3 separate regions of the Mus musculus genome follow, and regions 2 and 3 are each linked to region 1. A link is a loop called in an ENCODE intact Hi-C map of the cell type or tissue named here. Cell type or tissue: left cerebral cortex. All regions are shown on one strand.

Region 1 (8,000 bases):
TGTTAGAGTAGTGACCTCTAATTTTCCCCTGGGACTATCAGTGAGTCAGTCAGAATTCAGACGATTGTTGGTTATGTCTTCTTCAGTCTGACCATACGATGTGGAGGGGGTTAAATTCTATATACATATACATGGATGAGCTAGAAAAGAAGACAATCAAGTCATAACTATTGTAAGATAGTTGCAGGATATTTTGATCACACTGTGAACCCCAAGATTGTGCTGTAGTGTGCCCTCCCCGCTCCTTAGCACACACCTTTGGTCCCTCTGCCTGGAATGCAGACACGCCCTTAGTATACAACCTTTAATCCCAAACAAGGTAAAGTTAGTTTGTAGAAGGAAGCACCATATTTGAAAGTGATGTCAAAGTGATGAATCAGAGAAAGATTTGATACAGGATATGCCCAGCCCTCAAAAGAGGAAAGAGGAAAAAGAGGCTAGTTAAGAGAGCAGCACAGAGAAAGAAGAAAGGAGAAGGCAGTTTTACCAGGAGAGTTTTACAGAGACAGGCTGGAGAGAGAGAACAAGCTAGACACAGGTGAAGACAATGAGCCAGAGGATGAGAAGCCAGAAGAGCAGAACACATTGCTAGAGTCTGAGGTCAAGCAGAGCAATTCAGAAGAGGAGAAAGAGAAGCCAGATTGAATCAGTCAACTTGGCGAGGAGTTTGAGCTAGAACAGCTAGCTGAGTAAGTGAGTTAGCCAGCACACAGGAAGAACAAGAAAGGATGCGCTTTTCAGCAATAAGTCTCAGAAGCTGAAAACACTCTAGGCCTAGATAAGATTGTGTGGAGGCTAGAAGCTTCCGGGACTAGGCCTGGGTTAGCAGACTGAGCAGTAAGCCTCAAAGATGACAATTACAACAGGAGAATAAAAGATACCTTTACAGTAAGATTAGAAATGGAAAAAAAAAAAAAAAAAAAAAAAAAACCTCTAAATTCTCCTCTAAACACAAACAAGTAAAAACATCTTTCTATAATAGTATAGCCTCTTAACACCTATTTCTCCCTAAATTACAACTGCAAATGTCCCAAAATAAGAGTTCTAATTCGTAGAAGCCAAGTATTCTACGTAAATTATTTGAGTACTAAAGTTTTGTCTGAATAATAATGACTTTCACTAACATAAAAAAAATCAAGCTGGCTGGCTGACATGTTACAGGTACCATACCCATAAAGATTTTTAATCTTTGCGTCTACTGTTGGGGATCCAACCCAAAGCCTAGTAGAGCACAGTAGACAGATGCTCCACCGCTGACCAACCAAGAATTTAAACTGCTTGTACTTAAGAATCCTCATTTATTCGTTGGATTGGGTACATCGTTACAAAGTCAAACACTATGCTTTGCTCTTTAAAGGTTTTGTGGTCTGTAGTTCAATTAATGTACCTTACAAGAAAATAAAGAATTACCAAAATAATTATGGTACCCACAACCCGTCACATCAAGAAAACTATCACTGGATTTAACTTCCATGTCCCCATGCTATCTCCGTATTTGTATCAGAAACCATGCCCCTACTTTCAGCACATTAAACTTTCTGGAGACGTTAACCATCCAGTCCCTTGTCGCTACGCCCTCGCCCAGTTGTAACCAGTTTGCAGGAAGGTCCAAGAAAGATCGATCTTTCTCGAGTCCAGTAACGAACTAAATACAAGTCTGCGAAATCCGCCCAACTTTGCAAATAAGACTAGCGCGACTTGATGACTAGGCTATGGCAAAGTTACGGTCCACAGGCCACACATCTCGAGAGCACCTCAGTCTCGCACCAAAACATCCTCGCCTTACTTTCAGGCACATTCCTTCACCTCACAAAGCCTAGGGGACCCGGAGCTGCACCAGGCGTCTCTAGACTTACAGCTTCTCTCCTAACTTTCCCCGCTTAGCATTCTCCTTGCCCCGGGCCATGTCCACGGCCATCAGTCGGCCTCACCGGCTAAGGACGCCGCCCCGCCGAGCGAAGCCGGGCAGGACCCGCGGTCAGGAGCTCAGAGAGCCGGGAGAGCCCGGCCACACGCTCAGCTTAGGCTACAGCAAGCCACCGCAGCCCTAGGGGATCCCCGCTCCCATTCCCACTCACCGCCAGGCAGGAAAGTGGAAAGCGGAAGCCGCTCCGCTCAGGTCCCGCCCGAAGGCGGGGCGGGGCGGGGCGGGATGAGGAAGTGGCGGGCGGGTTTCCGGCGGCGCAATGTCTAGAGCCATAGCGGGAGGGCGGGGAGGGGCGGCGCGGCGAGGCGAGGCGAGGCGCGGAGGCTTCGTGTCCGCGGTCGGGGATGCTGCCGCGCGCCGCTTCGTGTGCGCTGCAGGTGGGGCATCGTGGCCTCGCGTCCTGCGTGGGACGCCGGCGAGGAGACGGAGTGGGTGAGGAGTTCGTCCAGGGGACTCTCAGCCCAGAGAGCCGCAGCTAGACACGAGGGGGACCCCGCAGTCTCCTTAGAGCCTTCTCGAGGCCGTGGAAGGACTGGCGTGTTCCCTAACTCGCCCCTCACTCATGCTGTAGAGTTGAACAATAGTTAAATATTTAAAGATTTGGCCAAGCAGCAGCCCGGCTGGGATGTGTCCAGTGAACCTTGGTAGCAGGGGGAAATGCTGCCACGCTGTGGGAAAGAGGTTCCGTTGTTTGTTTTTCATTTAAGAGCCTAACTTACTTCACAAAGGAATGGTCGATACTTGCCCCAAAGTAAACTGTCAATAATTAAACTGTCAGGGCATAGAGATCGCAATACATAAATAAAGGACTTCAAAAAGTCAACAAGCAGAAAGGGGTGCGTTAAATGGGTCTCCTAATCTACAGGGACGGAAAGATTAGCTCTGGTTTGGTTGGTGCTCAAATTTTGTGATTGCTTGCCTGAACTACTTGCTCTGTTTGACTGCCTCTGGCGAATGTTGCAAGACCTCCTCGCTGTTGTGTGCCAAATAAAGCAAGTTTTTATTCCTGAGAGACTGTGAGCGTTCCCTTTGAGGAGCAAGCCGAGACATGTATGAGTAGTTAGAGTATAACAACAGTAACCATTATTTACCAAGGAGCAGACTTTGGCAGCTAATCTAAGGATCTAAAATACTGCTACCCGGGTATATGCTAATGGCTGCATATTGTAATGGCAGCCGTGGTTTTCTTATTCTTGTGTGAAAGCCTGAAGGATTGCTTAAAACCTGTACAAACAAGCGTACCCATAACCGGCTTGTATCCATAACCGGCTTGTATCCGTGACATGTTCACTTCAGTAGATGGTTCCTCACAAGTTCTGCCTCCCAGTGTGTTGCTCTGTTTTATCTCTAAAGGACCCAGGGTCCCCGCAAGTCTTGGGAATAAAAGGAAGCAGTACCGTAAGGAAGGAACTGAGGAGGGGGTGCACCAGCCTAATCGTGCACAGTACACACACTTACAACGGAGAGAAAGAAAGCAGCAAGCTTCTTTGGCTATTGGAGACCTAGCCTTCACACTCAGATTTTAGGGCTCTCTCTTCTGGTGTATTAGGCAGGCCTGTGCAAGCCCAAGAACAGCATAGAGGTTGCCATGGAGGACAGCCTTACTGGGGCCTGCATTACCTTAACCAAAGATGATAAGTAAGATAGGCTCCCAAACCATGGGCTGACTGTTCCATGGCGAGGTCAGCTTTCTAGTCTCTGTACTGATGCCCCTACAGCACTCATTCTCTCTGAGCCTTTTCCTCCCGTATATCTAGAGGGCATTCTAGTTGACCTCTGATCATTCGGGCCCCTTCAGATCAGTAAATTAGTGTATCTGGCCAGTCCCCTAGCTCTTTATCCTTTCTGGGAGAGGGAGTAGTCACGGGTTTGTTTGAAAGACTCTTGCTATGTAGCCCAGACTCTACCTGAGCTCTGGGTCATTGTGGTCCACTCTCTTAAGTAATGGGATGGTGGGCGGTCACCACCACCGTTGTCTTAACTTGGATTTTATTCTCCCAAATGTCCCAAATGCATTATGAGATAACAACTAATACGTTCTGCCTTGTTCTTAAGAAGCAGATTTTAGCCAGGTGTAACCCCGAGACTTGAGAGGTGAAGACAGGAAGATGAACAACCTTGGTAGGCGTACAGTGAGTTTGAACCATTCTGGGCTACTTGAGACCCTGTCTCAGAGAAGAGGTAGGGTGTTAAGGTAGTTCCCATGGAGAGCAGACTAGGAAAAGCTGTGTGTGCAGGATTAAAGCAGCCCACATAGCAGCTCTGAAGCCAAGGAACAGCTGCACAATATTTGTTATTGCACAAAGCCTTTAAAAAATTGTTCGTTTGCTTTTCTCTTGTAAGGTAATTCCTGGTAGACTTGTCATTCCTTAGTTTCTAAAGTCTTTTTTTTTTTTAATGTTTGTAAGTACAAAGTTAAGTCTCACTCTAACCATGTGTCAATGAAAGGCATGTACCCTGAATAAGATTCTGTTGTTGTAATAATGTTATTTGCTCTGATTAAAAGATGCTGAAAGGTCTCTCACCTGTACTTGGCCTTATTTCCTTCCCTCCAGTAACCCTGTACATATGTAACTTCTTTTGATGGAATTGGGTTTTATCCCTGAATTTTATTTCATAACCTTATTTAAATATCAGTTGAGTACTTTCTGTGTACCCAGTACTGAAGTCAGTGCCTCTCAAATACTGTCACTAATCCCGAACTAAATCACCCATCAAAAGTTCATGTTCTTATACAGGTTTTCCAGTTTAACAACAGAAGACTTAAAAAGTAAAGCAGGATTCTAAACTTATTTTATCAAAATCTCTGCTCACTCCAGTCTTGGCAGAAATGTTTTCTCTTTTCTCCCCTCCCCCTCACCCCCGGCCCCCAAAGTGGAGTTATGTTTTTAGAGTCTGTCACTGCTGACAAAAACTAAAATCCCCGACTTGCCTAGTGTCCAGGTGGTGGCAGCATGTCTCAGAGCTAGCGTGCTGGGGAAGGCGTTTCCAGCCGTGCTGGTTGGCTGCTTGTGTGAACGTGCATAACCTGCCTCTGTGCAGAGCTCTCACTTCTCCATTTATCGACCCATCAGTGATTCATCCCACTATAGCCTCCTCTTCTGGTAGATTACACTTCGGGAGTTTCTCTTCAGCTTCTTTTATCTATGAAGTGTCTATCAGACTCTTTCTAGAAAACTCATTAGGGCCTATCAGGCCAGACAGTGTTATTTCAGTTGTTATTTTTAACCAACATTTGGTATTATTGGGCAGTACTGAAAGTATCAATATTAGCTAATACTACTAAGAAACGTCTGCTTAAATTAAAGGCATGTGTCTTACACTCACAGACTCATCGGTGTAGGAGCTTAGGAAAAACAATTAGTACTCAAAAGAGTAAGAAACTCAACAGGGAGTAATGCAAGATTATCATTTCTGGGGCTAAAGAGACAGAGGGTAAAGACGCTGGCAATCAAGGCTGAATTCCATCCCCAGAGCCCGACTCATGGAAGGTCAGACACACACACACACACACACACACACAGAGATGGCTTTTGTTTTTGTTGATGACTTCTTGGGAGTTTGCTTTTATGCCTTTGCAGAGCTAATGCCTATGAAGGGGGCTGGCAAACAATTGCTGCCTTCCCACCCGAGTCCTCCACAGCCACCACTGCTCTGCTTGCACGGCTCTTCAGTCTGGGTTTACTGGCTTCTTGTCTCTCCTAGACAGTAACCTAGACAGTTTTTTAGAATGTAAACCCCAGGATTAGTTGCCTCAAAAGTATGAACATCACTGTATCATTGTTGCAGTACTGGGCTGAACCCAGGTGTGTGGCACATGCCACCCAAGTGCCTAGTCCTGTCCTGTGTGTGACCTACATCCTTTTGCCCTTTGTCATTTAATGTCTTTGTTAGTTTGTTTGAAACAAGGGATTTCAGTTGTTGTTCTATTGATGTGGAGAGAAACCGAGACCAAGGAAGCTTACAAAAGGAAGCAGTCGATGGGGAGCTTGCTTGCTGGGTGAGAGGGTTACTCCACCATCAGCATAGCAGGGACCTGGAGAAGTAGCTGAAAGCTCACATCTAAATCACAAGCAGAGAATAAGCTAGACTGGGCGTGGCACACTTCTAATTCCTTACTAAACAGCCCATCCTCTGGAAACCAAGTATTTAAACATATGATCCTATGGGTGCCAGTCTCATTGAAACCACAGTGTATTGCTAAGTTGGCCAGTCTAGTCTTGAACTTGCTATGGTTTTAAATAGTAGATTTCAGGGTATAGTGTTACTCAAATACCTGTTAGGGTTGGAACAAATTAAGTAAATTAAGTCCTGGGTGTTTGTGAAGCTTTTGTTAAGTGCTGAGGGTTGGAAGATTTTGACAGCGATAAAGGTGCCTGGGAAGGGATGTTAGTGTCAAACTTAATAAAGCTGTTTGTAGATCAATACATACATCGTGGTTATAGCCCATTAATGAACGAAGTTTATGTAGTGCTTTCCAAGTATGTAAAATTATCTACAGGAAGGAAGGTCGTGATTCATCATTTTCACTGATAAGATAAAAAGAATTAGTTCTACACGATAGGTGCTAAAACTTAAGATAAGAGCAGCTGGACTACAGATCTAACTAGAGATACTGAAAACGGGATAAGGATGTATATGCAGACTAGATGCCCTTTCGAGATATGTTTTAGCCTTACATTCCCGGTGCAGACTGCAAGAGGAGCAGAGTAGATAGCAGGAGCCATCCTCGGTCCTTTGCCTGCCAGGGCTATTTCCATACAGTTTTGAGCCAGTTGGAGGAGGCACGTGCTTGTTTTATCTTTTTCAGTCAGTGCGTGTGGCTGTATGTTACTGATTTGGGTCATTTTTAGGCTTTTGTTCACATAATGCTGAAAATTGGATGCCTGCTGTTTTTAACACTGCTCATAATTCTTAATTTCCAGAATGCCCTGCATATGCACAGGCGGCCAACAAATGTCCTGTAGTTGGAGGACGCCCTTTCGAATGAGGAAAATGCTCTAGTAAATTCCTGCAAAGCTCTGGGCTGTGTAATCCTGTTAAAGTTTGAGAGGCCTCTTGGACTTTCTTCCCGAGTCTCGATGCTCAGATGTCAGTCCTGTCTCTTAGATGAGTCAGCTGGCTGCTATGTCAAGATGCCCTTTGTTTCTCTGCTGGATTTTTCTAGTCACCAAACAGAAGTTACTCGCCCATTGAGAAAAGCAATCCATGTATTAGATTCACACTTTGGTGTGAAGTCTTCCTTGACAAAATTGGCCCAGCACCACCACCTTCACCACATCGCTTTTTAACTTTAAGCTTCTGCATATAAGCTTGTGGCTTAAATAGCAGTTTTTAAAAATAGTTATGTTTCCTAAATGATGCTATCAAGAACATTTTAAAGTCCCATTTAAAGACTTTTGTGAAATGTGATTATGAGAAAGGTTTTTCAAAACTACTCTTTGATAGAATTGTGTCTTGTTGATTTGACTGTCAAGAAACTTTGAGCCAAATTTGAAATTCATGTTGATCATCCACCCTAACTTCATATGTCCTAAGCATACACTATACCAGCAGACAACACACCAAACCTCTACATTTCTTTAGATTATTTCTTCCTAGGGTAGGTATCCTACATAACATTTGTTCACCCTAAGTCCTTTGTTAAGGGGTAGGGGTACAGGTTACCTTTAAGTGGAGTGTGAAATTCCACACTTTACAGAAACCCCTGATGTGTAACAACTACTTATTTGCTATTCAAACTCTTGCACTCACTTTTTTTTATCTTGTATTATAACCATTAAGAACCACTTCTTCAAATTCAGAACTAAAGAAAGGAGGAAATCAAAATTGCTTCCTAAGGTCTAATTCTAAAAGCCAGTCTGTGTCCTTAGGACCACTGCCCCCTATCCCCACCACCAGTATAAAGTATATATTTGGAATCTAGCTTTTAAAAGTAAAGAAACATTGAAAATGCCAGGCTATAAATAAAGCTTGCTAGGCCGTTACTTACAAACATCCTGGTTCCAACATTCCTCCCTTCATTGTCTTACTCACATTTGATGCTTTGGTATCTCCCAACTTAAGAAGGGAA
Region 2 (8,000 bases), 280 kb after region 1:
ATATTAAAGTGTATCTGTGAATGTTTTTCTCCAGTGTTTCTTAAAAATAGCGTATTGTGTCCCGTACTTTACTTGATCTCCTGAAAATCTGATAGTAGCTGCCCCCACCCCAGTCAAATGTAAGTCGATCTGTGAACAGTAAGCAGCTTCCATGTGTTGCCTGGAGGTTTGAGGCACAGTGTGGAATTGAAGAAGAAAGGGTAATACGTGGTTTAAGTAAACAAAGTGAATGATTTAGCTTTCCAAATGAGGCCTTTTTAGCTTGTGACTCTGTTGTACATGTTGGATTCACTCGTTGGTTCATAAAGGTGAAAAAGGACTAGCATTGAAAACCAATAACGAAGGGGATCGTGTAGGGAAAATACTGGATTACTATGAAGTGTATAAAATTTTAAGCTGTGGTACTCAGAAATATGAAAGCATAAATAACTGGTTAGGAAAACAAGTGCCACTTGAATATTTTCAAAGTGCCAAGAAAAGAGAAAAAAAAAAAGAAAAAAGAAAGAAAGAATACAAATGATAATGTAGAGTGAAGTTTGCATGATTCACATTTAATCTGTAGTCACATCTCACCTTTCCATGCTGGCTTTGGAAAATGTATGCCGAGACCATCAGTCAGCAGTAGGACTTCTCACTGGGCCGAAGTTTTTGGCAGCTGATACATATTCCCAAGACAGGACTGCTCTACAGAGACCCAGGCTTTACTCAAGATGTTTGATTGCAGACAAGGATCAAGAACACAACTACAAACACACACACACATACTCACACAAAAACCCACACGCGCGCTCTCTCACCTCCTCCCTCCCCCAAGCCCCTCCCTGAAATCATTGGTAGACTAGTGAACTCTGCCTGTGTACTCTGATGCCAAGTGGAGGTCACAGGCCGTTGTTGTGGGATCTAAAGTTTGTGAGGAATCCCCCACAGAAGTCATAGTAGCGATCACATCCTAGTATCTGTTCACCAAAAAATTAACTCAAAGTTCCTTCTAGACTCCAAAAGGAAAGGCTTTTGCTTCTTAATAAAATGGGGGAATTTGACTTTGTGCCCCTACACAGGGCTCACATTGCTTCAAGGCGCTGCTTTGGAATTAAATGCTGAGCACTGCCAGATGCCAGACATTGAAGAGAGGCTGAGTTTTGTCGGCAAATGGGATCTGCAAGTTAATTGGTGTTTTCTGCAGGCTTCTGGCTGTGAAATGAAATTGGAAGCCCTTTAGCCACATGGATAATACAGGACCTGAATACAAATGTCACATGTCACCATCAGGACCCACTGTGAGACAATAGTGTTCCCACTCCAACATTGCACCATTACAGATCATTTAAATATGGGGATTACATTTAAACTAAAAGCCCCATTTGCCTTTTACTGCAATTTAAATGTCCTCTTAGCAAAAGCTAAGTGACAAATTAAATGGAAAAAGTGCCCACATTTTTAAAGCTGTAATGCAAAACAACCTTTTATTGCTTCTCATGTGCCACGGATGAATCATTACACTTGTCAACCCTAAACCAAGCCGTAATTGGAGTAGCTCCTGCTATCAACGTGGGGCCGCTCCCTCCGTGACAGCTTAATAAAGCCGAAACTGTTAAATTAAATCTCAGATGCTTAACTCCTTAGCACCAGTGGATTCGATGGGTCCATGTCTGGCAGTGGCCAATGCACCAAGAAAGGAAAAAAAAAAAGATTCCTGGCACGAGAGCTTCCGTGGGCTAAGAGTGAACCGGCACCCTAGCCAAGTAGCTCTGCTTCTTGGCAAAGGACTTGGAGCCATCAGGTTGTCAGCCAGGAGATGACAGAATCTTTTTCAGAGGACCAGATAGCCCCCTTCCCAAGATTCGTAACTTTCTGCTTAGATGTGATTTATGAAGTTTCACACTGTTGATGCTTCAGAAGTAGTTGAAAGTAACACATTCATTTTTTTAAACTTTTCCTTTTCATATAAATATGCAAAGTTGGTTGCAGTAGCCCATTTCTTCCCCCGTTCTCCAGCTCCCAGAGAGGCTCCTTGTTCCTAGGATTTCCTGTGCCTGTGATACTCATTCTGTCTGGGTAATCTTTGTGACTCTCTCCCTGATGCTCATACTGTGGGACAGAATAGATACAGATGCACTCTGTTACGACCTTCTGTTACACCTCATTTGCACATGCATTTATCTTGGGCATGAATCAGTCTCTCAAATATTAATATTACTCTCTGTGTGTGATGCTCATTTTCCAAAACACACAACAGTATTCTGAAGATGAGCAACTTTGCATCCTCAGCAGCTGTCGGGGAAAGAAAGGACTGCAATCTTAAGACAGAGAAGAAAGCCCTTGGTGCTGGTGGAACGGCTGCAGGTTTGATAAGGGCCTTGCCTTTGGCAGTCTATGGAAGATGTACGTCTGCACTTACAGGCTTCATTAGTGACACAGGTAGTCTCTGGAAAGCAGATCTTAGAAATAACTTGTGGCTTGAAAGAGCAGCCCCGTGCTGACTTGTGGCAGGCACACCTAACATTAACCCTAAGAGCTGCCTGTTCCCTGGACTTAATTACCATGCCAGTCTTTAGGGTGTGAAGGGGAATAGTGTACCTCTCATAGGCTTCAGTGGGTCTCTTTCTGTAAATGTTTTATAAGACTATAATTTTACTTTGCATCATAAAGCTATAGATTGTGGCGACCAGTCTATTAACACCTAATTAAAATGGATGTCATTTAGAGGAAACAGTTAAATGCAGTTTAATTACAGTTTTGTCACGGGGAGAATTCTTAGTTTCATTGTCAAGTGTTGTGTAAGACCTTTGCCCACATTTGTTAGCTTTCTCTGGAGGAAAACCATTAGCTTTGCAGTCTTGGGACTTGGAGCCTTCTCATAGGGAGAAGATGGGTGGCAAGGGCAGAACCAACCCATCCCAAGCTTGTTCAGGTATTGCCGAGAGCAAGGTGGTGATAGCCCTTGGCACCCCTTCCACATCTTCTCTTCTGGGGATCCATTTCTTTGTGAGCACAAATAGGCAGAGTTAAGTGTTTCTTTCTCATTCTAATTCCATTTGAAGAATAAGGCAACCGCTACCTTGTTCCAGAGTCAGGTGTGAGACCAAGTGGTAGTTACCTATACCTGGGACACTTGGAGTCAGGGTAAACCTACAGTCACCAGTAGAAAACTCAACCCACCAATTGCAGCCGTATTTATGGAAAAACAGTAAAAAACTGACCTGCTTCCTCGACCCAAATGTTCTCTCATTTGCATCCCAGACACAAAAAACAGTTCATCTGCACCTACCTTGTTATTCTTGAAGTCACACATTCAGAAAATAACCTCTTAATTTAGGATACTCTTTGTTCACAGACAGAAATAAAAATCTATAACCGTTCTGTACTGGGAAACATCATCTTACATGTCTGAATGCAGCAGTCTTAATAAGTACCACCCTAACTTTCTGTGGTACATGCAGACTTTGACACATATTGAAGTCAGGGGTGATGCAAACCGAATTGAGGAGTCACTTGTTTTGCGTCAGGAGCTAGAGAGCAGCCCAGAAATGGCTGGTTGTGTACAGGCTTACTTTGTCAGGGCTGTGCAGCAAACAGCAATCCCAGAATGCCCTACAGCAGCAGAAGGGTGTCAGCACAGACTGGGGAACATCCATACCGCTGAACCCAGGGCAGAACTCAAGCCATCTCTCTTATCGGTCTGTCTTCTCCTGGGCACACAAAGAATACAGCTTTACTACGGCGTGTGCTCCCGGCACCCCCTTCCCTTCCCAGAAGCTTTATTTCAAGGGACACAGAGCACGATACCCAGAAGAGCAGAGGCACTGGATCTAGATTTCCTCTGTAGCAATGGTTCTGATAATAAGGGGGGAGTCCACCTCTCAGGCCTCAGGAGACACGTAAATTAACAGTTATAATGAGCCAGGAAGCCGTTGATGGTAGAACCTGACCCATGAGTGTGGTTTGTAAGGTGTGGATGGGAAGGATTTACAGGGGAGAAGTAGTACTAAGGTTCCAGGAAGGAGAAGCAGTGTGGACCAGGACAAGGGTAGGCTTAGTGGGAAAGGTATTTACTGTCAACAATGGCTGGAAGGTGTCCAGTCTAGCTTTGCTCATTGTTTCGTAACCTAAAAGAGGAGGGGAGGGAGACAGAAAGATGGCGGAGGACCTTGGTGGTGCTGGTGGTGCTGGTGGTGCTGGTTGTGATGGTTGTTGTTGTTGCTATGTTAAGTTTCCATTTTGGTCTAGCTACTACTATTGGCAGCACAGTTGTCCACACTTGTTTTCAAGCACTACACTCAGCAGTCTTTTGTATACATCACATTACTTACTCCTCAAAACAGCACTGTGATGTAGGTATAACTTTTTAGTGCTAATGTTACAAACAAGAAAACGGAAGCATAAGAAGGCCGGAGAGTTGCCTAGATAACATTATCAGTTAGATGTCTCTGTCAAGCATTTACACTCTGCAAAGGCAAAATGGCAGTGACCGAGTGGCCATGAGTCTTGGCAAAGGGCCTGTTTGCCTGTCCTCAGTGCCACCATCCTGGCTGAACTTGCTCTAGGCAGTCTCGCTGTCTATCAGCAGCCGTGTTTCCAAGGACTCTAACTTCAGGCCCTCTGGAAAGACAAACACATTGGTGAAAAATAGCTTTATGCTGCTTTTGAGAGCAATAGTGATGACAGTAAGCTGATCACAAGCACAGAACAAGCTTACAGAGTTGGGATCCAGTGACATTTTGGCAACAGGATGCTAAAGATCTTTTGTCAATGTCTTTGCCCTGGCCTGTACCCAGTCCTGATGGCAGCCCTGGAGTTGGCAACACTACTTGATCTCATGCAGTCTATAGGTTCTGTGAGCCGCCTGCTCATAGGCAGGATGGAGTGGTCTCTCTTGGTCACTGTTTCTTCCTGTGGTATAATTCAGAGCTCTTTCTGGACACCTGGCCCTGTGCATGTGTCCTCCTACAGGCCTGGGCTCTATAGCTGTGTGACTCTGTGCTCTTTGGTCACAGGCCTATGAATTCTCTTGCTGTGGGGTTCAGGGGAAGGGAGATTTTCTCTGCTTCACAGAGTAATTTGTAGTTTAAATCAGAAGTTAGAAAATGAAGAACATGGACTTTACAGTGAACAAACCTATGATAAATACCTCGAGTGTAATTATCCGAACTGTCTTTCTTTTGACTGCTGTTTCTAGGGTTTAATTATCCATTTAATACCCCATGTAGGAAGGAGAAAACTGTAAATATGTATTAATAGGAAGTAATAGACTCTGGGGATTAAATGAGGTCATTAAAGGTCACTTGGTTTCATTACAGAACAAATTGGAGATTCTTAAAGATACTGTAGCCTTAGTTATCTGCATGTACAATTAAATCATTTATAACAAATTAAATGGTTTAGAATAATTTCACTTTTGTGGTTTTATAAACCTCTAGTCTAAATACAGACTGTAGTAGTTTGGCTAGATGTTAAGATAGGGTTTGCCGTAGTAAAGCCATGAATACGTACATTATTTATACCAAAAATAGACTCCTTCCTTTGTTTAATGTTGTTGATCTATAACAGATCATTGATAATCCACATTCTTCTTACATTAGTGGCTAATGGGGATCTCAGAGTTGGTATTAGATGTCTGTTTTCTCCTTAAAACAGTTCCTAATAAACTTCTGCCCTCACTTCCTCATCTTCCTAAGAATTATTACTGTACTTTTCACCAAGAAACAGCCACCAAGGGGTAATGCAGCCAAGATGTCACCACTGGGTTGCGGACCTAAGACAGTGTTGTCGTGGTGTAGGATCCAGATGCAGTGGTTCTCAACCTTCCCAATGCTGCAACCCTCCCCATGATGTAGTGACCCCAACCATAAGACTATTCTCCTTACTATTTCATAACTAATTTTGCTATTGTTATGAATCGTAACATAAGTATTTCTGGAGATAGTCTGGTGCCAAAGGGATCTCAACCCATGGGTTGAGAAACGCTGAGACAGAAGTGAGGGTAGGCATGAAGTAAGAAAGGCTGCAGGGCATTTCTTCCCTTGGCGTAGCAGCATACAGATTATTGAGGCCTGAAAGGCCCCGTGTTAAGCCATTTGGAATTTGCAGTGGCTTTGCAGAGAACCAGGCATGCCACTGGCTAAATCGTAAGAAGGGGTATGGGAAGGTAGGCCAGAAGCAGCAAGAGCCACGGTGGCTCTTGGTGTGAGCTAGCACAGGGCAAGGCGCGTCACAGATGCCGTTATTGCATTAAGTGGTGGGCCACAAGGAGGGTGAATCCAAGGATATAGGCCATGCTTGCCCTCCTTGGGAGGTTTCAGCCACTGCCCAGTAAGGCCTCACGGCTAGAAGGGGGGCCGGAGAAGGCAGGAGGCAGGTCCCACTCAGGGACAGCGCTGTGACTTCTTTATTAGATGCCAGGCTTCCTAGGAACAGTTCTGTGGAATACAAAGTTCTAAGATTAGAAATGTATCTATCTTCAATGGTGATTTCTTAAAAGAGTGACTTTTCTTGAGATACAACAAAGAGTTAGTTTGATTTAATAGGCAACTTTCGCATATAGTTTGGTGGCAGAAAGAATGCAAAATAGTTAACAGCAAGTGAATTTTTGTGACACTGTCATAAGCTTGTCTGATAATTTTGTAACATCTTAATGACTTTCTTTGGAATTCTGAAATTCACATTTAAACCACACCACTGGAGTAAGAGACGGCTGCTGTTCTCACTAGCTTACTGGAGTGAGCAGATCGCCCTGCTGGGGGCTGAGCCTTTTCCTCTGACCTGCTGATAAAGCAACGAGGAAGGGAGGGCGTGTCAGAATAGAATATGGTAACTCCAGGGCTTTCTCCTGCACAGGTAACCTTTGAGGTGTAAAGGCCAATCTCGTTTTGACAGTGACAGTGACAGTTACTCGCTGTTGACTCCTTTCGTTCTGGAGTAGATTAGTAAACTTCAGATTTTTGCATCAGCAGACCTTGAGAAGAGTATAAAAACAGTCACAGAGTAGAAATCAGAACAGGTCCCTTGAAATGGCTTAGATTGGGAGCACAGCTTCAATGGGCCAGGATAGTCCCAGTCAGGTCCCAATTGAAGCTGAAAGTCATGCTGGAGTCATTGACTATACTGCTAAGAGCTCAAAAATCCCTCCATAACATGTCACCAGTATACTCAGCATGTGTGTGTGTATGTGCGTATACATATACATACGTGTGTGTGTGTGTGTGTGTGTGTGTGTAGCCAGCCTCTGGTGAACAGATTGATCATAAGCAGAGCATGTTCTTTCCTAGCTGTATAGACCAAATCATATAAAGGGTATTCCTGAAACTTTTAAACTACTTAGTATACTTAATATTAATAGTCAATTGTCATTGATCTTTATTAAGACATGAAACTTTATTTATTAAGATATGAAATATCTATTTTTTTAAAAAAATTTTTAATCTCTTTTTTTTAAATTATACATCTTTTCCCCTTCTATTCAAGTAACATTAAAGTCATACATGTTGTTCGCTGCTTTCCTGTAAAAGGGAGAAATGTGTCTGGTGTGTAGTTGGTGCTCAGTAAGTGTTTGTGAAGATGAAGGTAAGGAAAACTTGGTGCACAATGCCATCTCCCTTCTTGGAAGCCTTAAGGAGCAAATTTCTGATATAAACCCTTGAGAAACATTACTCTGCCTGGACCATCGGTTCTCTGGTCTCCCACATTTTGGTTGACGTAACCTTCCCTGCCCAGGATATTCATGGGTGCCCATGTGTGCATGTGTACACATGCGCATCCTGAAATGCAAACTGTTTAGAGTACAGAAGGGCACCGATTCCCCCTTGCCCTCCGTGCTGCAGGTAATCTATTGCATTAATCATGTAGCCTGTGGGAAATGCATGGGGAGTGATTATACTATCATACACAATGCAATCAGCATGGAGCACTTGTCAAGACCAATACATCAAAGTTTAATTCAGTAATAGGACGAATTAGAGCAAAACGAAACATTCTGCTCTCTAGGAAACCCAGCACCCACCGTA
Region 3 (8,000 bases), 210 kb after region 1:
TTATAGCATAGATTATTGTGATTTTATTTTTTTCCACTTAGAAGATATAGGAAATATTCATCCAGAGGCTCTCCAAATGAAGGTGTTTTAAATGAAGTCTCTTTCCCCCAACACTCCCCCCAAGAACAGGATTAGGATTCTCTGTAGTTTCTAGCTTGTCGTACACTTCGGCTGTAGGTGGAACTTAGAATTCTAGTGGCGTTCAGCTTTGTTAAGTACATAAAGTTTATACCTGAAGGTTAAGGCTCCAGCCAGATCTAATGTAGGAACTCAGTTATTATTCCTATAGCTGCCATTACAGAGTCTCATGTGAAGATTGAGTATTTGCCTTGTAGGACATAATATATAATTTATATTTTAATGTATGTGCAATTGAACCTTATATCTAATTGAGAAAATAACTGTTTTTACATATGGGGTAATTGTGGGGCAGCAGTCAGTCAGTAGTGATTTGCTCATAAGCTATGAAGTAGGCCCTGCAGACAATAGAAGCCAACAAATGAAATAAAAAAATCTGTCTTTATGATACACTTGTACTACCGGGGAAGTGCATGTTTGTGACTCTGACTCTGTGATAAACTCGGGGAATAAACAATGCACGGAACCATGCCAACCACAGTGTGCTGCTCACAGACCGTGGAACTGGCCACATGTATACACCTGACCTAGAGCAAACCAAGATTTCCGATACAGCTCGGGAAACGCGCCTTGGATATCGTTCTTGGATTAGTAACTCTTTCTAGAACTTAGATAATTTTGAAACTGTTAGTGGGACAATTGAGACAGTCATTGAATAATTATCTCTCTACCCACAGCTGTTATAGTATTCAGACCTAGATGTGGGGGAGGGGCAGCCCATTCAGAATCCTTTTGGGTTGCTAAAGCCACACTGCTTCAAAAACACCAGATTATTTAAAAAAGAAAAAAAAGTGGTGTGTGAATCCCCATGAAGCCAGAAGACTTAGCCTTTCACAGAGCAAGGAGCGCTTGCCTGTGTGCTTCATCACACAGAGATCAGGGAAGACAGAGCCAGCAAGTGGAACACTTGTCTCCAGTGTTAGAAAGTAGACCTGGCAGCCGGGGAGATGTCAGTGGTTAAGAGCACTGGCTACTCTTCCGGAGGACCTGAGTTTAACTCCCTGCATCCACATGACAGCTCACAACACTCTGTGACTCCAGTTCCAGGGCTTCTGACACCCTCACACCCTCACACTGACAAAAAAACCAGTATACATTAAAAAAAATTATATATGTGTATGTGTGTATATGTATATAGACATATATATATATAAAGAATAATTTTTAAAAAGAAGACTTGGAAAGAAAATCTTGTGAATAAAGCCAGAAGTAATAACATCCATGCAAACAAGATTCTGGGGTTATAAAAACTTGCACATGCTTAGGTTAAAAAACAAAAACAAAACTGTTTTGGCCAGTGTAGATTTTTGTCATGATGCTGGGTTCTTAGTTTCCAGTCTTGTGAGCTTCTGGATAATTGATATTGTCAGTGAGGAAATGAAGTTATGCAGACGTTCAGTCCCTGAAGTATGCTTTCAAGTCTCTTTCCCTGGATAGTTTAACTGTAGCCTTGTCTCTGGGAGGTCAAATAGGTGACCTTTTCCTGCTCACTTTTTAACAGCTACCCTTGGAGGATTAAAGTGGGTTTTGTTGTTTGTTTTATTATTTTTGAAATGCTACAGGAAAATGTGTTTCCATTGAGGCAGATGGAAAACTTGGAGTGTTAGCATGCCTTCCTTGTGTCTCTAGATCCTCTCACCTGTGGCTGCTGCCTCTCCTCTCCTCGGGTTCATGCTCACTGGCAGTCCGCAAGCCTTCCTGGAAAGCATGGCGGATGAGCTCTTGATAGTTCTCTTCAGCAGGTTGTGTGTGTGTGTGTGGGGGGGGGGGGGTGTGGGGTGGACATCTCAGTGAATGAGTCCAGGACAGGAGAGAAGGCATTTTACTGCCATCTTTTGCTGAACTTACACCTTCACAGCTCCATCGCTGTGTGTTTTTCATACCATGTCTAAGCACCTCATTCACTTGGGCAGGGTTGCCTCTGCCTGAGATCTCAGGACCTCAGTTGTAAGGTCTCCGTCAGACTGAGACCTAAGACCATGATTAATACTTGACTCGTGCAGCTGATTGTGAGGCTCAGGTTTGAGAACTGCAGTTAGATGCCTTGTCCTAAGCTTTGGTGTCCGGTCTTAAGTGAGGGGAGGCTATACCAGTATGTAAAATGGTGAAATGTCTGTGACTAAAAGGACTGTAGGTTAGGGATTCTGGAAATGACAGGCGTTGCTTTGTGTTCTATAGTGTTCACCCAGTTGAGGTTGGTTTCTGTAATATCCTATGTATGTTGTGTTAGCTTTTGTCTCTTTATATTTATTATAATTTGTAATTGACAGGGACTTATGCTTTAAGGTATTATAAGCTGATTAGTCTATGATGATGATGATAGATATGCTGTAGATACCAAAGTGGATATTTAAAAGTAAATAAAAATAAATGAGGATATTTATAAATAAAGTTATTCTTGTTTATATTTGTCATCTAGAACTCATTTCCTCAGTTTCTTGGATCTTTGTGTTAATAGAAACCATGTAAACACATTCGTTGCATTTCTCTTTTGCATTCTGTTCTACCTCCACCATCACCCTAGCCATGGGAGGCATGGGATGCCAAGGGGCTGGCATCTCAGCTGTGACTTTGTAAGACGGGAGAAACGTCTTTAAGTTTGGAAACTGGTGTTCTCTGTTGGTGGGAGAACAGTCTAAGCGAAGAACCCGAGAGCAACGTCAAACTTGTGTTCAGAAACTGCAGGGCTCCATGCCATGGGGACACAGCATAGGCGAGGAAGTACAAGAAGAGAGCAGACTGAGCTTTAAACTAACGTCTGTTGAGACTTTAGTCTCTGTGTCATAGTTTATAGAAAAACGTGTGTAGTGTTTAAAATGGTGCTTTAGAACTGTAATGAGAGGGCCAGCTCTCCCTTAAACGAGTAAGGTCTTTTGGGTCCTGGTTCAGAACCTTAAAATATGCAAGTGTTGGTTATTCACATCACACAAGGAAACTACTACATGTCTGTGCTCCTATGAGATCTGGTCATTGGACTCCTGTGAAATACAATGATGGCCTAGTCATTCAAGACTGCATGCCTTTAGGGCCTTCTGCATCTCCCAGTGTTTGAGGCATCTTGCTTTGGCAGAATTCCTTCTTCCTATCCTTGCCCTTTCTTATCTCAACACTCAAGTACTTAGAAACTCATGTCTGAAGATATGGCACTGGGCTGTACTGTAGGAAACACCTTCCTGACTTTGAGTTCATACTCAAAACAGTAGTTTGCTGTTCTCAGCAGCCGATTGATATTGTCTGTACTGCCTTTTAACATCTGCTTAGAGTTCAAAACACGTATGTACTCAGTTACACGTGTACTTATGATATCTGTCAATATGTTTTACATAAGTGTTCAGGTAGGAGCTTCAGAGGGACCTGGCATAGTAATTAATTACTAAGAGATATCATAAGAATGAGAAAACTTAGTTGACAGGACTAGTTTATCCTCATTCCTTGTTTATTTAAAAAATTTTAGATTTACGTATTTTATGTGTGTGTTTGTGTGAATTTATGTGTTCCACCTACATGTGTGGGGCCTGTAGAGCCAGGAGAGGGTACTGGGCTCTCTAGAATTGGGCTTATGGACGAGTGTGAGCTGCCATGTGGGTTCTGGAAATCGAAATGGGTCCAGTGTAAGAGCAGGGAATACTCTTAACTGCTGAGCCATCTGGCCAATCTCTGCATTATTTTTTTCTCTTTAAAAAAAAAAATCCCTAAAGAATATATTGAAAGGCATAGTATGTGTCTTAGTTAAGGGTTTTATTGCTTTGAAGCAACACCATTACCACAAGAACTCTTACAAAAGAAAACATTTAATAGGGGCTGGCTTACAGTTCAGAGATTTAGTCCATCATTGTCACAGTGGGAAGTCCACCCCTGTGACACACTTCCTCCAACAACCACAAGACTATAACAAGGCCACATGTTCAGTAATGTCACTTCTTATGAGTTTATGGGCCACTTTCACTCAGACCACCCCAGTATGACACGATGGCTCAGCAGGAGAAGACAACTGCCACCAAGTCTAATGGCTTGAGTTGGATCCCTAGGATGCATATGGTGGACACACATGGGGAAAACCAATTCTCTGAGGATGTCTTCTGACCTGTACATGTATGCTGTGCACACACACTCATGTATATGTAAAATTTTTTGAAGATTTATTCAGGTCTTTTATGTATATTTGTGTGTGCCTAAGTATATGTATGTCTAGGTGCCTGGAAGGTCAGAAGAGGGTGTCAGATCCCCTGCGGTTGGAGTTTTAGGCAGTTGTGAGCCTGTATTGTGGGTACCGAGAACAAAACCTCGATCCCCTTCCAAGAGCTCAGGTGCGCTTAGCTGCTGAGCCACCTCTTCAGCCTGTTGAAAAACAAAAACAAAATAAAAATGAATTTTAAGTAAAGCAACTACACATTAGGAAGACTGAAAGACCAATAGAAAATTGAACAAAGGGTATGGTGGGATCGTCTACAAAGAAGCAATCTGCTCTTAAAGGGTAAACATGCCCTGCTGCATCCCAAGGATGAACAGTGTGCATTAAAGTACTGAAATCTGTTCTCCAAAAAGAATTTTGGTAACAGCGGCTGAGCAAAGACTCTGCAGTCGTGTGTCACAAAGGGAACACACAGTACAAAATGCAGAGCTCGAGAGATGCTCGAGAAGATGTGCAGCTTCAGGTAGCAGCAGCGAGAGGGTGCTAGACAGCCTCTGTGAAGGAGGTGTGCACACACTCAATGTCCAGTGCAGGTGTTGCCTGGGATCCAGTGATGCTCCATGGAGGTGTTGTAATTAAAGATGGTTTAATGTAGTCCAGGCTGACCTTAAACTTGCTGTCTAGCTGTGGAGTTAGTCCCTACTGAGCACCATGCTGCCAGAGATAGGGCTGGGTAGCTATTCTGCCACTGTATGCCCTTTGCTCTGCAGTGTGACCTATTTGAAGCTACTCTATATATACACAAAAAAGTTTCTGAAAGCATAAATTATGAAGGGTCTTGAGAATATTAGAATATTTAGTGCTGCAGTGTAGCTCAGCGATAGCGTTCCCATGCATAGCCTGCTCAGGGTCCTAGTTTATTCTTCAGTATTATTATCATTAGGAAAAAAAAGGCTTAAGAATTAATAAAATGTTTTTATGCTTAAAAATTAACGTTATTTTCAGAAGCAAAATTTGGGTACTTTAGTTAGGTAGTGGGGAGCATGTGTGTTTAATTAAATTCCGTCTTCAGCAGTATTAAAAGTCAATCAGTTGTGATTTGGTGAGAACATATTACAGACTCATGGGAAGACTGAGTTGCAAGGAATGTTTTGGACCCAGAAAAGAAGGGGTTAAAGGTGAGATGCAGGTAAGAAAGGGTTAAGGGCATTATGCAAGCTGTTAAGTAAAAAGGAAGTGCATTACAAAATGCTGAGCTCAGGAGTCTGGCTGCCAGCCAAGCCCTTGCTTCCCTCACTACAGCTGAGGGCTTTCGAAGCTTCCCACCACTGGGTTTGTCTGAACTGTTTAGGAATGCGGCCGCGGTCGCCAGCTGACGTCAGCGCCACCGGTTCAGCCCCAGGCCAGAGCGGTGCTCAGACTCTGCTTGCTGGAGTGGGCGGGGAGGGGCGGGGCAGGGCGGGATCCGTAAGTGATTGACAACGAGAGGGTCGGATCGCTTTGGGTGCCGGAGAGGGTTACAGAAACCTTGGGGTGAGGGAGCAGGTTAGGAGTTTTTAATACTAAGATTGTCGATAATGATACTTTGTAGTAAAAGACAACAACTTTCTTTTTTGTAAGTTCGGTACGGCTTCTGTTTAATTTTAAACAAAACCAAATATAACTTACATATTAACTTGGATATTTCAAACTCTATTTCCCCTCTTTTGAGAAAGGAAGAGACTGTAAAGTCTTGCAGATTTTTCGGATGAAGGAACAGAAAGGTGGTTTTTGCTGGATACTGAGACCTTTGACTTTTGTTACTAAAATCCATTTTTATTTTTGACTTGGCACAGGAAAGAAATCTAAGAAGCTCTCATGCAGTGTAAAGCAGAGATCAAAAAATAGGGAAATATAAGTGAAAAAGAGTCAAATTCGAAAATATCTGCATGAAAACCATCCTGGACACGATAGCTCTGGGTTATTGAGGCTGACACATTAGCCTTTGAAGAAAAATGTTGGCTTTAACCATGATGGCATCTTTACTAGGCTTAGAGCTGTTTTTCTCTTAAATCTGTCCCTTTTCTGTGCCTGTTAACAGTTAACTTCACCGTTCACATTTGTTTTTCTTGACTTAATTAAATCATTTTGCTTAGTCATAGCTGAGAGTTTTGTTCGTCTTCTAGCTCTTGGTTAATGTGAGTGAGAATCACAAATTTATTAGCTATTTTTGTGTGTAGGGTGTTTAGGCAACTTGAGGTGTGGGTAGTGGACCTGGGACAGTCCTGGATGAAGGCTCTGAAAAGGGGTCACTGAACTTCCTGGAAAACTTCAGTGACTTGACTAGGTTAACAAAGAAAGGCTGCTTTGATTGGCTGCTGAAGTTACCTCTGCTGTTCATTTTAATTGACTGTTAAGAAACATCTTCTGGAGCTAGAGAGAGATGGCTCAGCAGTTAAGAGCACTGACTGCTCTTCCAGAGGTCCTGAGTTCAGCTCCCAGCAACCACATGGTGGCTCACAACCATCAGTAATGGGATCTGATGCCCTCTTCTGGTGTGTTTGAAGACAGCTACAGTGTACTCACATAATAAGTAAATAAGTAATTCTTTAAAAAAAAAAATCCAACTTCTTCTGCGTGATCTTGATCATTCCATTAGGCGTCGTGGTCACCCATCCTGTGAGTCACGAGGGTTTAATTATGTGAAGAGGCTTATAGACTAAGAAAAAATACACCACACAAACTTGGACTTTGCAAGTTTGGCAGAGGCAAAATGGTCAGTCACAAATTACCCAAGGGCTTCTGAGGGCAGTGCTAAACTGACAGAATTTAAGGGTGTTCTGAGTTTTTATAGCAGTATTGTAATAATTGGAGTGTTTTCTTCTCAAAGTGTGCATGTGTGTGTTTTATGGCAATATTTAGGATAAAAACATGCACTTGTATGTAACAATATAAGATGATTGTGATTGGCCATGTGAGTTTCCAGACCCCTTTTCTGCACAAAGGTCACAGTTAAAGACATCATCACTAGTTTTTTAAAAACCTGTCTTTCGGTATCTGCTTTTGGGTCAGCTAGGGTTATGATGTGTGTATGTTACCATTCTTTAAAACTTCTTTGCCGGGTGGTGGCGCACGCCTTTAATCCCAGCACTCGGGAGGCAGAGGCAGGCGGATTTCTGAGATCGAGGCCAGCCTGGTCTACAGAGTAAGTTCCAAGACAGCCAGGGCTACACAGAGAAACCCTGTCTCGAAAACAAACAAACAAACAAACAAACAAAACTAAGACATGGATGTATGGGGGGTGGGCTGCTGCTGCTGCTGCTGCTGCTGCTGCTTCTGCTGCTGCTGCTGCTGCTGCTGCTGCTTCTTCTTCTTCTTCTTCTTCTTCTTCTTCTTCTTCTTCTTCTTCTTCTTCTTCTTCTTTCTTCCTTCTTCCTTCTTCCTTCTTCCTTCTTCCTTCTTCTTCCTTCTTCTTCCTCTTCCTCTTCCTCCTCCTCCTCCTCCTCCTCCTCCTCCTCTTCTTCAAGTGAGGACAAAGACTTCATAAAGTATTTATCAGTGAAAGGTACTGAGAGCTTCAGTTATTCAGGTGCCTTTAACAGGGCTTGGACTTTCAGCAATCAGAGTTTTCTGTCAAAACAAAGTCCCAGATCATTGTCTATGTAAGGTTGTCTTACAGGTCAGGTGGGTAAATGAAGTAAGGTGGTCCTAGGAATCACTAGAGACAAAAGAGGCCAGATGTCTGCACAAC

The links. Peaks named below come from ENCODE experiments on the same cell type or tissue, not always from the same donor. Only the 100,000 strongest peaks of a DNase experiment are listed, where the experiment ranks them.
Region 2: it touches region 1 in a loop (3-fold over the local background); 8 of 42 quality-filtered maps call a loop at or near these places.
Region 3: a loop joins it to region 1, with 2.7 times the contacts of the local background. A loop is called at or near these places in 7 of 42 quality-filtered maps.

What each region holds. Positions count from the first base shown.
Region 1 is chr13:108,038,565-108,046,564 of GRCm38, reverse strand. Smim15 (small integral membrane protein 15) reads right to left here and starts at 2,091. Exons shown (of 3, transcript NM_001048250.2): 1 at 2,079-2,091; 2 at 1-140. It overlaps Gm41055 (a long non-coding RNA gene), which reads left to right and starts at 2,094. Exons shown (of 5, transcript XR_003950673.1): 1 at 2,094-2,359. In left cerebral cortex, CTCF peaks have their summits at 2,566 and 4,874 (motif pointing right); DNase peaks (open chromatin) are centred at 2,126, 3,003 and 4,907; H3K4me3 peaks cover 2,479 bases; H3K27ac peaks cover 1,863 bases.
Region 2 is chr13:107,760,613-107,768,612 of GRCm38, reverse strand. All of the region lies in intron 8 of Zswim6 (zinc finger SWIM-type containing 6), which reads left to right. Among named protein-coding and RNA genes, the nearest start is that of Gm52061, 75 kb to the right of the region's middle. In left cerebral cortex, no CTCF peak of the experiment used is centred here; DNase peaks (open chromatin) are centred at 1,231, 1,737, 1,974 and 3,260.
Region 3 is chr13:107,828,996-107,836,995 of GRCm38, reverse strand. All of the region lies in intron 5 of Zswim6 (zinc finger SWIM-type containing 6), which reads left to right. Among named protein-coding and RNA genes, the nearest start is that of Zswim6, 57 kb to the left of the region's middle. In left cerebral cortex, CTCF peaks have their summits at 4,799 and 6,798 (motif pointing left); DNase peaks (open chromatin) are centred at 819, 4,808, 5,593 and 6,881; H3K4me3 peaks cover 1,044 bases; H3K27ac peaks cover 884 bases.